Regions from separate parts of the Homo sapiens genome. Here region 1 is linked to region 2. Evidence: chromatin contacts called from ENCODE Hi-C or POLR2A ChIA-PET data. All regions are on one chromosome and are shown on one strand. The core of a region is the stretch at or near the end of the contact, and the rest is flanking DNA. Distances in the headings are between cores, read along the strand shown. Region 1 overlaps ZBTB40 (zinc finger and BTB domain containing 40). Region 2 holds the start of ZBTB40 (zinc finger and BTB domain containing 40).

Region 1 (6,292 bases), core at 2,961-5,460, 78 kb after region 2:
TGAGATGAAAACCATGTAAATCAGGGAGCCAACTGTGAACACTGCCCAGAGCAGCCTCACGGTCTTTCTCTTTCAGGTGATCCAAACCCCAGAGCCGGTGGCCCCGACAGAGCAGGTGATCACTTTGGAGGAGACCCAGCTTGCCGGGTCGCAGGTGTTTGTGACGTTGCCAGATTCTCAGGCATCTCAGGCCAGCTCTGAGCTCGTGGCGGTGACTGTGGAGGACTTGCTGGATGGCACAGTGACGCTGATCTGTGGTGAGGCCAAATGAGCAGCCTTTCATCCGGCAGAGCCTTCCTGCGTTTGCAGCAGAGAGGAGGCCCCACAGCTTGCCCTTTGCCCTCCATCCCTGGCTGTCCTGAGTGGTGAGCATCTTAGCTTAGCACCAACCAACACAGTCTCACCTAGAAAACAGATGGAAGCTTCGTTGTTCTCATAGAACCAACAGCATCTGAGCCCTCAACACCAACAGCACCATCCTCTGTAGCAGACAGGCCTCCCTCCCCACAGGCCCGCTGCTGCGGCCTCTATGACACTGTCCATCCCCAAGTGACATGTGGCTTCAGAAGTAGAGTCTGAAAGAGCAGTGGGATGGGAGCTGGTGACCAGGGTACCCCAGGAGGCATGATGTGCCGACAGCGCTCAGTGGGCAGAATGGCAGTTAGATATGGGACTTGGCCCACAGTGGGGGCTGCAAATGCTGCCACTGCCTCTGGCCATTTAAAGTGAGAGGGGCACCAACAGACAATTCGGGGACCTTAGGCCCCTTCCTGAGGCACACTTGGCCCCTTCCTCGGTCCTATCATCCTACCCTCTGCTGGGGTTCCCCCTCCACCCAGTGGCCACGCCCAGCACCCTATTGATGGCTATAGGACAGGTAGCCCTCATTTCCATGCCTGATAACCCCTTGTCAGTTGTCAGCTCTTCCCAAAACAAAGCTCTGGAGTTTCTGCTGGAAGTGTTTAATGTGAGGCATCAGCTGCTAGACAGTGTCTGCCTTTCCAGGACATTCTTCTTGGTATTCCTTACCTGAAGCCTGGTTCCCACAGCTCTTCCGTGTCATCTTCATCCCCTTCCTTTAATCAAAGGCTGAAATCTCTGCCTGACCTGGCAGCCTGGCTCCCTCTGGGTCATATGGTGCAGACTGTGACCAGCACCAGGCAGGCAGTCCTGTCTGCGTGTGGAGGAGCAGCCGTGACTGCCCGTGGCTCTGCTGCCGCCCACTCCCTGCCTTGTGAGTGGCCTGCTGCCTCACCTCCCGCAGGCCGCCACACTTATTGCAGGTCAGTGATCCTTTGGAGTTTGAATTTCACAAAGCTTTTTTTATCTTCAGTTCCTAAAATATAATCTGATAATTAATGGTTTGTGGAATCCATTATGAAGTGCAATTAGATAGATGTAGGTTCCTGCCGTTTGGAGAGAATGACTAGCATTTATCTTCTTTTCCTTCCATGCCAAAGGTTGGAGTCTGCTGGTGCGGTGTTTACACACCAGGCAGGGCTGTCTGCCACCTTGTGTGGCTTGACCCCCTGTGGAGGGGAGTGCCTGGTTGGATCCCACACTGGCAGAGATGGGGCCACCCCTTCCTTCCAGGCACATCTCACATTGCCATGTACAGAGGCAGGAGTCACGTTTGGTCACCATGGAAGCTTTTATTGCTCCCACATGGTCAGGTCTCACCCTGCTTGAAGCGCAGAAGGCACAGCCTTACTGACCAGCACGCCCACTGACTGGCATCTGCCGGCTTTGTGCAGGCAGCCCCGACGGTTTCCACAGCGAGCGCCAGCTCCGGCCAGCCTGGGACAGCTCATCCCAGCCGACTACACCTGCTTCTGGTCCTGTCCACATTTTGATACGCAGATCACTTGAGCTTGTCAATTAGGGTTCTGCCATTCTGAAATAAATGAAGTTTCTAAAGCAGAGTCGGCCTCAGAAGCCAAAAACTGACCAGAAGATGGTGCTCAAACCTTTAAGACTTCATCTCCATGTGAAGGGCTCACTGTTTCTACCAAGGCTGTGCCTGTATTAAGGCTTTTCCGTCCTGGGAACTGTCAGTCTGGGAGAGCTCTTGATCTGCAGGTGGCAAAATGGCACTGAATATCCCCTTGGCAGCAGAGAAAACCCACTGAAAGATCGTAGAGTGGCACATGCTTACAGGGCATTGGTGCCAAGTCCAGTGGATGAGAATCCAGCCCCTCACAAGCTGTGGGATGGGGCTTGGGAGTTGCAGTGAATGTCATTAAAATTTCTTCCAAAACAAAACTAGAAATAATTGCTGAGGGCTTATAGGGAAGTGATTTAAAAAGAAAAAACAAACAACAACAAAAAAAACTCTTCGGAATAAAGAGGGCTGTAAATTTTGAATTCCAGTGTCAGATCCTTTCAAGCACTGAGAAATTCTTTCTCAGGTTTCTTTTTTTGGGGGAGACAGGGTCTTGCTCTGTCACCCAGACTGGAACACAGTGGCACGATCTTGGCTCACTGCAACCTCTGCGGGCTCACGCAATCCTCCTGCCACAGCTTCCCAAGTAGCTGGGACCACAGGCGTGAGCCACCACTGCTGGCCAGTTTTTGTATTTTTTTTTTTTTTTGTAGAGACAGGGTCTCGCCATGTTGCCCAGGCTGGTTTAAAACTCCTGAGCTCAAGCAGTTCTCCCACCTGGGCCTCCCAAAGTGCTAGGATTACAGACATGAGCCACTACGCCTGGCCAGGTTTCTGTTGGAGACCCAGATTGTGACAAGACATTTGTTTTCTTCGGAATCACCAGATTTGCAGCTTACTGTGCCGAGAGTGGACTGGCTGCCGGGGCCCATCAGATGCCCTCTGGCCCATGGCACACTCAGCAGAAGGCACAAACCCAGTGCTGGTTCTCATCAAGAAAGAGGGGAAGGCCCTTCCCGAGTTTACTGTCTGCTCTGAGTGGGCTCCGCACTGGCTGACTGATTTTATAGTCTTGCTCTCTAGAGAAGCCCAGGCATGGATCTTATAGGAAAACTTTCTGACTCTGCTTGGCCATTTTATCCTTTTCTCCTACTTCTGCCCAAGAGACCTGAATTGCTGCCATAGAGGACAGTGTTTGTGTGGTCTCCTGAGTCCACATCGCTCGCTTCCATGGGGTCCCGGTGTTGTTTTTGCCTCGTTCCCCATAGGCTGCTGCCCTTATGGCCTCTGGACTGAACTCTGGGGCCTTTGGGGTGGTGTGAAGGAGTCTGTGGGCTTCTTGGAACACATGGATCTGTTCGGTGGGTCCCCAGACCTCTGCTCCCAGAGCTCATGGCCCAGGTGGTGAGGAGGGAAAGGCAGTCAGATTCCAGGCTGGAGTGTGATTCTGTGGGAATACTGGGGTCAGTTATGGAACAGGACTTGCCCATCATAGGTAAGTGAGACAGCAAATAGATGATTCAAGAGCAAGGATTACTGCGGGAAGGTGAGACTCCTACTGTCCACGCGCATGAGCAGAACCTGGAACCAGAGGGGCAGGGACCAGGGGTCTTTACTCATTTATTTTATGGGTAAAGAGACATGAAGAGACAGCCTCTCTCTTCTGTCTCAGAAGCTCTGTGTTTGGGAAACTTTGAGCCCAGTGAGTAGCAGGGTCTGCAGTGTGAGTACCAGGTTTCCCTGGCAATCCAGGTCTCCTCTGAGGAAGCATTCTGACTTCCCACTGACCACGGAAGGCATGTCAGCTTCATGCCTCGGGCTAGAGTTCTGATAATCGGGGCTGAGGGGTGAAAAGAAATCCAGTCAGACAGACAGTGGGGAGACAGGTCCCTGCCCTTTATTTGCGGGATCAATCAGGGACTCCCAGAAAGGAAGGAGAATGGTGAGAAGGGCCCTAAGAGTTCGTCTCTCACCTGGGGGCTGGTGACGTGGTCACCACAAGCTGAAGACAGGCTAATGGGGTGGCGGGTGTGTGTTTAAACCTCACGTGCCTGGAAGCTGCACATTGACCAAAGGAGGGAGGGAAGTGCTAACCATGTATAGAGTGGGCAGGCGGTTCCAGGGAGACAAGCAGCATGTTATTAAATTGGGCCTAGGCAGTTGGACGATAATGGAGAAAAAGCAGGGATGCTATAATGAGTCCTCCCCAAGGGTGAGTTCAGCACCCCAGCCCTGTTCTGCTTGTATCCCAGTGATACTTGGGAGGTAGGAAGAAAATGGGAGTAAGAGAACAATTTGGGGCTGAAGGGAGTGTCAGAGGCACGTTGATCCTTGTTTTGTTGTCATGGAAACTTCGGGGCTGGTGGGACTTAGGCCAAAAGCTCAGAGGCACAGCCAAAATTTAGAAGCTTGCTACTCCTACGACTCGGCCTATAAGGAAGAGAGAAGCTGTCTGTACTTTGGGGACTACATTGCTGAAGGAAAAAAATCACTCCCTGGCTAATTAAGATTGCTTCCAAATTGGGGGAATGTGTGTCATTTCCTTTACCAAGGCCAGTCATCCCTGCTTCCACCCATGGTCAGGACAGTCAGCCACTACGTGATGCTGTATAAATTGGATTACAAACCATATTCTTGTTCAGCTTGCACTAATCTATATAAATAAAATATGTACTTTGAAAAAAATTAGGCTACATGAGTTTCAAATGGACTGTGATGTTATAGACCTGCTTTCTCTTTGGTTCTGGGCCAGTGTCAGACGGGGACAGGGGTGATAGGCCTGGTGTCCTAGGGGCCATTTGTGTACCTTGAGGCCGTGTTAACATGGCCTGGGGGAAAGAAAGCTCTCCTGTCACTTGGAGTCTCATTCCTAAACCCTCCTTCCCAGGGAGCAAGTGTGGGGCAGGGTTTCAGAGCACAGGCTTTGGTGTCCAGCCTGGGTACATCCAGCTGTCCCGCTGTCTAACTGACATTGTGTGAGATGCTTACTCTCTCTGAGCTCCCTCCTCCTGGCTCCCAACTTTATTATAAAATGGGGAAAATGATTGTGCTTGCCCTACAGAATTGTAGTATGAATTAAAAGTCTGGATTTAATGTATTTAATATAGAAAATTTTAGCTTTTATTAATAAAAGTTTTTGGCATACAAGTCAACTATTCCCTGCATTCTCTGGCACTAAAGAGAATGTTCATTCCTGTATCTTTATGTAGTCTTTTTCCTCTCTGAAGCCTTAAGGGATCCTTATAACACCCACTTTTCATTTATCTCTTGAATCTCAACTGCCCCGAAAGTACAAAGTGCTGAGCAGATAGCTGTAAAATAAACTAAACCTTTCTTGGTGAACAGCTGAAAATGTCACATTGCTGGCAGCCAACAAGGAAACAAGAGCAGGAGACCCGGATGGGATGTACATGAGTTCTGCAGGAAGCACCCAGTGTTTAAGACGAGGGGAGGGGCATCAGATCCCGCAGCCCTGACGCTGTAGAGAGCAGAGGAGTTGGGGAGGTTCTATGCTCACTCCTCCTGGGACAGTTCTGGAGGAGCACAGATGGACCCTTGTTCAGAGTCCGCAAGTGTGTTTAGGAAGGAATGCTGCCCTGCCTAAGTGCTGTCTTTGGAGAGCAGGGCTGGAGCTGCCTATGTCATATTTTGGGCAGTAGTCCTGAGAGTGTCCCAGCCAGCTGCAGTGGGTAATTGTAACATACAGTTGGGCCCCAGCCACATTTGAAGGTATGCAGAGGTGAAGTGCTGCTGCAGGTCGGGTGGGATTGAGCAGAGCTAGGAAGTGGGCCGAGGGGTTCCCTCAGTGATCTTCTGGGCCAAGGTGGCTGGCTGGAAGGAGCTGAGCAGCATGGTGGAAAAGACATGGGCTTGGGAGCTTCCTAGCTCCACGTCTTACTAGACAGATGACCTTGGGCGAGTTTTTCCTGACAGTGACTATGAGAAGAAAGTTAACATTTGTAAAATATCTGACAGAGTATAGACGCTTCGTAGATGATGGCTGTTCGTGTTTATAATATTTTAGAAGGGCCTGGAGGAAGAGCTGGGGCAGAGGACAGCTGGAAAGGAAGAGCTGGGGCGGAGGACAGCTGGAAAGGAGGTACCTAATGTGTCCTTAGATAACAGGGTCTGAAACCCAGTGCAAGGGTCTCCAAAACCAGGGTAAGAGGAGGCATAAACCCAGAGACCCCAGCCCAGGCCAGAGTGAACAGTGGTACGAGGGGAACAGGATCTCCCGGGTTGGAACAGGGGCTCTCAGCTCTTTGGCACTGCAGCAGAGGGGTCGCATCTGAGTAAAGGCAGAAACCTGGGAATGTTGGGTGGGGACACATCCAGTGAGAGCAAAGGAAATGGAAAAACTAAGTCTGCAGTGATTTTTGGCTTCTCTGCCTCTTTAGTGTTCACTGTCTA
Region 2 (6,255 bases), core at 1,338-3,837:
GTAGAAAAAAAGTTGAAAAGTTCTCAACCCTCCCCCTCAAAGTCAAGGTTTGGGTCCTTCTGGTGATCGGGAAGCACAGGTTATTTCTCCGCAGCTGTCGAAGCTCTGTGGGGAGATGAGGCCCTTACAAGGTCTAGAAGGTCTAGCCATTGTCTTCTTATTCTTCCATATCATGACCAGCCAGAAGCCAGAGCCATTGCTCTCCATGACAGTATGTCGTTGTTCATGAACTGTAGGCAAGTCAGCCCCATGAGAACTTCTGTTAATGCAAAACCTTAAGTAAATGGTGATGGGGAAACTGCAGCCACTGATCCACTGACTGTGGATACATGTGTGGGGTGTGTTGGGAGATGTCTAAAACAATCCCCCCAGGGAAAGATTCCTTTCCATATTTCCTAAATATTTTATAATAAGCATGTATTCATTTAAAAAAAGTTATAGAAAGCCTCTTCTTTGTCACTGCTGTCCCAATAACTGAGTACACTTGGTGGCCACTTTTCTTTTGCTCTCTTCGTTTAGTCCCTATAGGATTTGAAGTCTTGTTAAGTGGAACAGGAGGGACAGATGGTGCCTGAAAACTTATTCCTATTGAGACTCCTGAGCTTCAAGCCATCTGCATTCACATACAGCACATTGGCAATGATACTGTTTTTTAAAATCCATTAATTCGATAAATATTTCTCTTTTTTTTTTTTTTGAGACGGAGTCTCGCTCTCGTTGCCCAGGCTGGAGTGCAGTGGCGTGATCTCAGCTCACTCCAACCTCCGCCTCCCAGGTTCAAGCGATTCTCCTGCCTCAGCATCCTGAGTAACTGGGATTACAGGCACCTGCCACCATGCCCAGGTAATTTTTCTATTTTTAGTAGAGACGGGGGTTTCACCATGTTGGCCAGGCTGGTCTCGAACTCCTGACCTCAGGTGATCCGCCTGCCTCGGCCTCCCAAAATGCTCCCAAAATGCCCAGTGGCTCACACCTGTAATCCCATTAACTCGATAAATATTTCTAGAGCACCTACTATGTGCCAAGCACCCTTCTAGGTGTTTGTTTGCTAAATCTAGCAACCCTATGTTCCCACTAAAAGAGAATGTGAGGCTGGTGGAAATGAGGGCTTAGGAGACACAACAGCTGTAGGCGTGGTTCCAGTTACTACAAAAGTGACTAAATAACAGCTACAGTAAATCCGACCCTGAATGTAACGGTGACATGAGTATAATAGTGAAAGTGACTAACTGGGCACAAGGGTATGAGGACAACAGTGTACCCTGAAGGGGCCTGTTAAATACTGGCTTGACTGTGTGGCAGCAAAAGTGGCTGCATGACAATGACAGTGAAAACAACAGAAAGGGCAACAGCTGGGCAAACAAAGTGCTATTTTGAACAGAACCGTTTGAAGTTTATGGTCAATGACGGTAGCTGCATGTCAGACAGTGACAGTAAATATGATCGACCGGGAGACAGCAACAATGCAAGTGACAGTTCTGCCCAGTAGATTGAATTTGTGATGTAAAACGGTGATGGGGTGAGTCAGTCAGCCAGAGACAGCTCTCAGAACGACTGAATATTGACATTGCAGATGGAAAAGGTATAACCACAGAGGAAGCTGGACATTGCACTAAGATGGCTGGATTTGGGCACGTAACTGTCAGGGACAGAAAAAGTGGCTGCATGTCAGTGACAGGGTGACTGTGTTCAGTGGGCCAGCGCGGAGGTGACTCAGTTTGTTACTGCTGGATCTGATTTAAATGTTTGTGTAAGGAAGGGTGGCAAGGGGACGCTTCAACAGGGAACGCATAGTGTGTGAGAAGGAAAATGAGCAAAAGAAAAGCTAGGACTAAATCCCAAAGCCCCTAAATCCCAAAATTGGGAGGTGCGAGAGGCAGGATCAGGATGCCTCCAGGATGCCTTCAGCCCACTGCGCCCCACCAGCGCCAAGCCTGTCCCACAAAGAGTGCGGGCTGGGGACGCGGCTCAGGTCGCCTCTCCGCCTCGCACGTGAATGTGTTGTTTTGGAAAAACGAAGCCTTTTGTGTTCACTTCCTTGCCCTCCTTTGAAACAAAATCCTAATCCTAGAGCTGCCGGAGCGAGACTGCGGAGCTCCATTAGAACTTTCCTTAGGGCCGGGCATGGTGGGAGGCCGAGGCAGGTGGATCATCTGGGCTCAGGAGTTCGGGACCAGCCTGGCCAACATGGTGACATCCTGTCTCTACTAAAAATAGAAGAGAAAAAAAAAATTAGCAGGGCGTGGTGGCGCGCGCCTGTAATCCCAGCTACTCGGGAGGCTGAGGCAGGAGAATCGCTTGAACCTGGAAGGCGGAGGCTGCAGTGGGGCGAGATCGCGCCGCTACACTCCAGCCTGGGAAACAAGAGCGAATCTCCCATCTCAAAAAAAAAAAAAAGAAAAAAACTTTACTTAGGAAGTGTGGGGAGGGAAGGAGGGAGTGGCCAAGGTCAGAGGTCAGAGAAGAGCCTAGCAACCAGCCGGCCCCCGCCGTCCTAGCATAGGTGGAGAGCGAGCGCGTGACGCAGGCCCCGCCCCCAGCACGTGACCGCGGCGCGTGGGGCAGGTCGGGCCGCCCCCTCCCCTCTGATACCCATTGCGCGCCGGCCTCAAGATGGCCGCCTTCTGGCGTCTCCGGCGCTGTTGAATGGCGAAAGCTTTATTGTTCCCTTCGGGCAGGAGTGTTCGTGTCCTCTATGGCGCTGTCAATAAAGAACGGCAGTTTGAATCGGTGCTGAACAGGTAACCATAGAAACGGGGCTGGGACTCCGCGTGGAGACCCTTCCTGCAGCGGGGGCCCGGGTGCGCCCTAAATGAGGGGTGTATACAGACCCTTCCGCGTGGCGAACTCCGCGGGACTCGGCCGAATCACGGCCGCCTCACCTACACCCCGGACGTGCCCCCTCCAGGGGCGGTCCGCACCCCTGGCGCCGGCTCTGCTGTAGACTGCGGAGGGGAGAGACCGCGGGGACCCACTCAGGGCGCCAGGCCCGACCTGACACCGCCTGGGGCTCGCTGTCGCCCCGCACCTCCCTCTCGGCCCGTCCGGAGGCCTCTTGTCGCTGTCTCACTCCCCCTCCCTTCAGGTCCCTTCGCCGGGCGTCAGCGGACTATGGCCTTGGGCCTAATCCATGCCCCCCTTCTCTCTTCCCCTCTCGGTCTTTGTTTACAGTTGCAAATGGTTAGGGGGAAGAATATTTCATGTAATTTGCGAAAGTTCTATGAAATCAAGTCCATAAATGAAGTTTTATTGGAACACGGCCCTGTTCATTGTTGATGTATTGTCTATGGCTGCTTTCCTGCCAAGAGGGCAGAGCTGAGTAGTTGCGCAGCCGTTGCTTGGCTTTGATCGGCTGGCTCACAAAGCCAGAAATATTTCTGTCTGGTCCCTTACAGCAAAAGTTTACTGACCCCTGCCCTAAACACAAGGAGATTGGATCAGTGTTGTCATTCAGCTATTCCTCTCGTCGGTTCTTCTGGAGTGGGAAAAGAGTTAAAACTGCGCGATGCACCGAGAGCACTTTAGTTGACAGAACACTCTGGCTTCCCTTCTGGTCTTACTGACTATTCAGAGTTTCTCCTGCTTTGAATAGCGTTGGTACCATGCAGCCAGTGCTGCAATGAACCAGGTGCTTTATTTATATTCATACAAGTGTTGTTCTACTTTATGACGACGCTTTATAAGTAAGTATGGTATTTCCATTTTACAAACGAGGAAGAAATTTGTTCTGAGTGGTTAATATATGTATAGGTGTACTAGGTTATAGGGCTGCCAAATTGAGCCTGTCCCTGGGAGCCCCCTGCCTGATGGCACCGGTCAAACTGCTTTGGATTTTATTCTTTCAAGTCTTTTCTACCTGGAATTGTTTGTTCTTCCCTGGAATTGTACCCAGATCTTTGTATGGTTAATGGAGATTTAATTACAATCTCAGTGAAATTTTTTTCTACTTAGCTAAATCATCAAACTTCTGCCCCTCCTTTCTAATATAAACACTTTTCTTCTATGTCAGTAGTCCCCAAACTTAGCTATTCATTAGTGGTTTAACAAATGGTTTCAGAACACCCCATGCATGTACGCATGCATTCATTAATCATTTAGTGTTTGTTGAGCACTTACTGTGTACCAGAGACGTTTCAAATTCCTGGAAATACAGTGGTGAACAAGACAAATATGATTTCTGCCCTTCCATGGAATTTAAATTCTATGTGGGGCTTGGACAAGTGGTATACAGGTAGACAAAGATAATTTCAAATACAGCTGTAATAGCATCATCATAATAAAATTATTAGTTGCTATTTACTGAGTGATTATTTTGTGCCAGGTACTGTGCTAAGTGCTTTATTTATATGGACTATCACTTAATCCTCACACCAATACTATGACATAAGTAGTATTAATATTACCATTTTACGCATAGAGGAAACAAACTCACGTCGGAGAGATGTTCGAGGTTACATAGCTAAGGCATTCAGCTGAGAGCTGAAGCTAATCTGATCACACTGAACACCCTGTATTGTTCCATCTGTTTATTGTCTTTCCTACTAGCTTAGGAGGTCCTTAAGGGCAGGGACCACACCTTACTGTTGTTATCCTCAGCTGCTAGCCAGTACCCACAACCTGGTGTTTGCAGGTAAATACCAAGTAAACAAATCTAGGTCATTCATTGAACAAATTTTTATTTTATTTTATTTTATTTATTTTTTTGAGACAGAGTCTCGCTGTGTTGCCCAGGCTGGAGTGCAGTGGCACAATCTCGGCTCACTGCAACCTCCGCCTCCCGGGTTCAAGTGATTCTTCTGCCTCAACCTCCTGAATGGCTGGGACTACAGGCATGTGCCACGACACCCGGCTAATTTTTTGTGTGTTTTTAGTAGAGACAGAGTTTCACCATGTTGTTCAGGCTGGTCTTGAAGTCTTGACCTCAAGTGATCTGCCCGCCTCAGCCTCCCAAAGTGCTGGGATTATAGGCGTGAGCCATCGCGCCCGGCCTCGAACAAATATTTTAGTGTCTCCATGTACCAAGCACCACTGTCTAGGTCCTGTGATTACCAGGGTGAGCAAGATGGACCTGGGGCTCTGTTCTGGAAGCTAAAGCCTAGTGTCAAGACAGTAAAGAAATAACAAAGTTATTCCAAATTGTGGCAACTGCTCTAAAGGAAATAAAACAGCACGGAGAGAGACACTAACCTGGGAGACTCACTTTTTATCTGGGTGGTCAGGGAAAACCTCTCTTAAGAAAGGCAGTTTAAGCTGAAACTTGTTGAGTGACAAGGAACCAGTCTAGCAAGAAGGGGAAAGGGAGAGACGAAGCTGGGAGGAAGAACTTTTCAGCAGGTTCAGAGACTAAGGTGGGTAACAACGTGAGATGTTGGAGAACTCAAAGGGAGTCACTGTGCTGTGGTTCACTCCTGTGCTCAGTCCCTGGCCGTGAACCCAGCTACTACTGAGAGAACTGCACGCCCAAGGGCAAGTTACAGATTAGTTATCTGACCTGGAAAATGTGGATAATGGTGCCTCCTCAAAGGGTTGTGCAGATTAAATAAGAGAAACTGTATTCATAGCTATGGTATTTTCTTTTTGTTGTTGTTACACATATTGCTGAATAACCAAATTTAGCTCCAAATGGAAACTTTATAAAGTGCTAACTAATAACAAAAATCCAGAAATACATTACAGACAAAATTAAGAATGGGGGAATCCAATTAAAAATAGAAGCCCTCTACTTTCTATCTCCAGAAAGAGGGGAGCAGATCTTGTTTTTTCTTAGTGTTTCTGCTTGGAGAGGAACTTTTCCAAATGGCATCTAATTTTTTTAAAGCCAAATTGTACAGCTGTCTATGCAGAACACTTTTCAGCATTTTAGTGTTTTAAGTTGGAAACTACTTATGTTCCTCCATCAAAGGTGTATGTATTCTCTTAAGGCATTCTAAACAAATGTTAGACTTTTAGTTGGTGGCGATTTAAAAATTTGTTTGTGCATGATTTCAAGTTTCCTCCAAAAGTTTTCAAAATAATGTCACATACTCTAAAACAGTATTGAATGCTTTGAGGCAAATGGCAGGCTTTTTGACTAAGTAAAAATAGGATAATGTTCGGGTTCATAAATGTAAGAAATTAGAAGCAATAATAAATCAAGGGAACTATGTAAGAAGAACAGCATGGCAGGTTTCGCTTTAAACTCTCCCTAGTAACCATATTGCACATGTCATCAGAAGACACATTCTAACCCTGCAAACGGAGCAAAGAACTGGACAG

What was found. A loop is a pair of places that touch in the nucleus more often than their neighbours do. ChIA-PET counts read pairs that join two places held with the same protein, here RNA polymerase II (POLR2A). Pooled maps may share reads with other maps.
Region 1: a map of ascending aorta shows a loop between it and region 2 (3-fold over the local background). The contact joins the enhancer-like site here to the promoter of ZBTB40 in region 2. A Hi-C loop is called at or near these places in 4 of 168 maps with a recorded cell type or tissue (aorta, ascending aorta and tibial artery) and 6 of 50 pooled maps. POLR2A ChIA-PET finds 5 or more read pairs at or near these places in 3 of 52 experiments (Caco-2, activated CD4-positive, alpha-beta T cell and activated CD8-positive, alpha-beta memory T cell).

The regions. Positions count from the first base shown.
Region 1 is chr1:22,526,126-22,532,417 of GRCh38, forward strand. ZBTB40 (zinc finger and BTB domain containing 40) reads left to right here. Exons shown (of 18, transcript NM_014870.4): 18 at 77-5,029. The coding sequence ends at 271. Among named protein-coding and RNA genes, the nearest start is that of EPHA8, 34 kb to the right of the region's middle. Within about 2 kb of position 4,211, at least 7 of the 41 ENCODE cell types and tissues checked have a DNase peak (open chromatin) inside an H3K27ac peak, as active enhancers do; they include ascending aorta, where a contact is called at or near this core.
Region 2 is chr1:22,449,264-22,455,518 of GRCh38, forward strand. ZBTB40 (zinc finger and BTB domain containing 40) reads left to right here and starts at 2,588. Exons shown (of 18, transcript NM_014870.4): 1 at 2,588-2,741. RefSeq lists silencers at 1,833-2,127, 2,442-2,641, 2,982-3,071 and enhancers at 2,517-3,078, 2,792-2,871.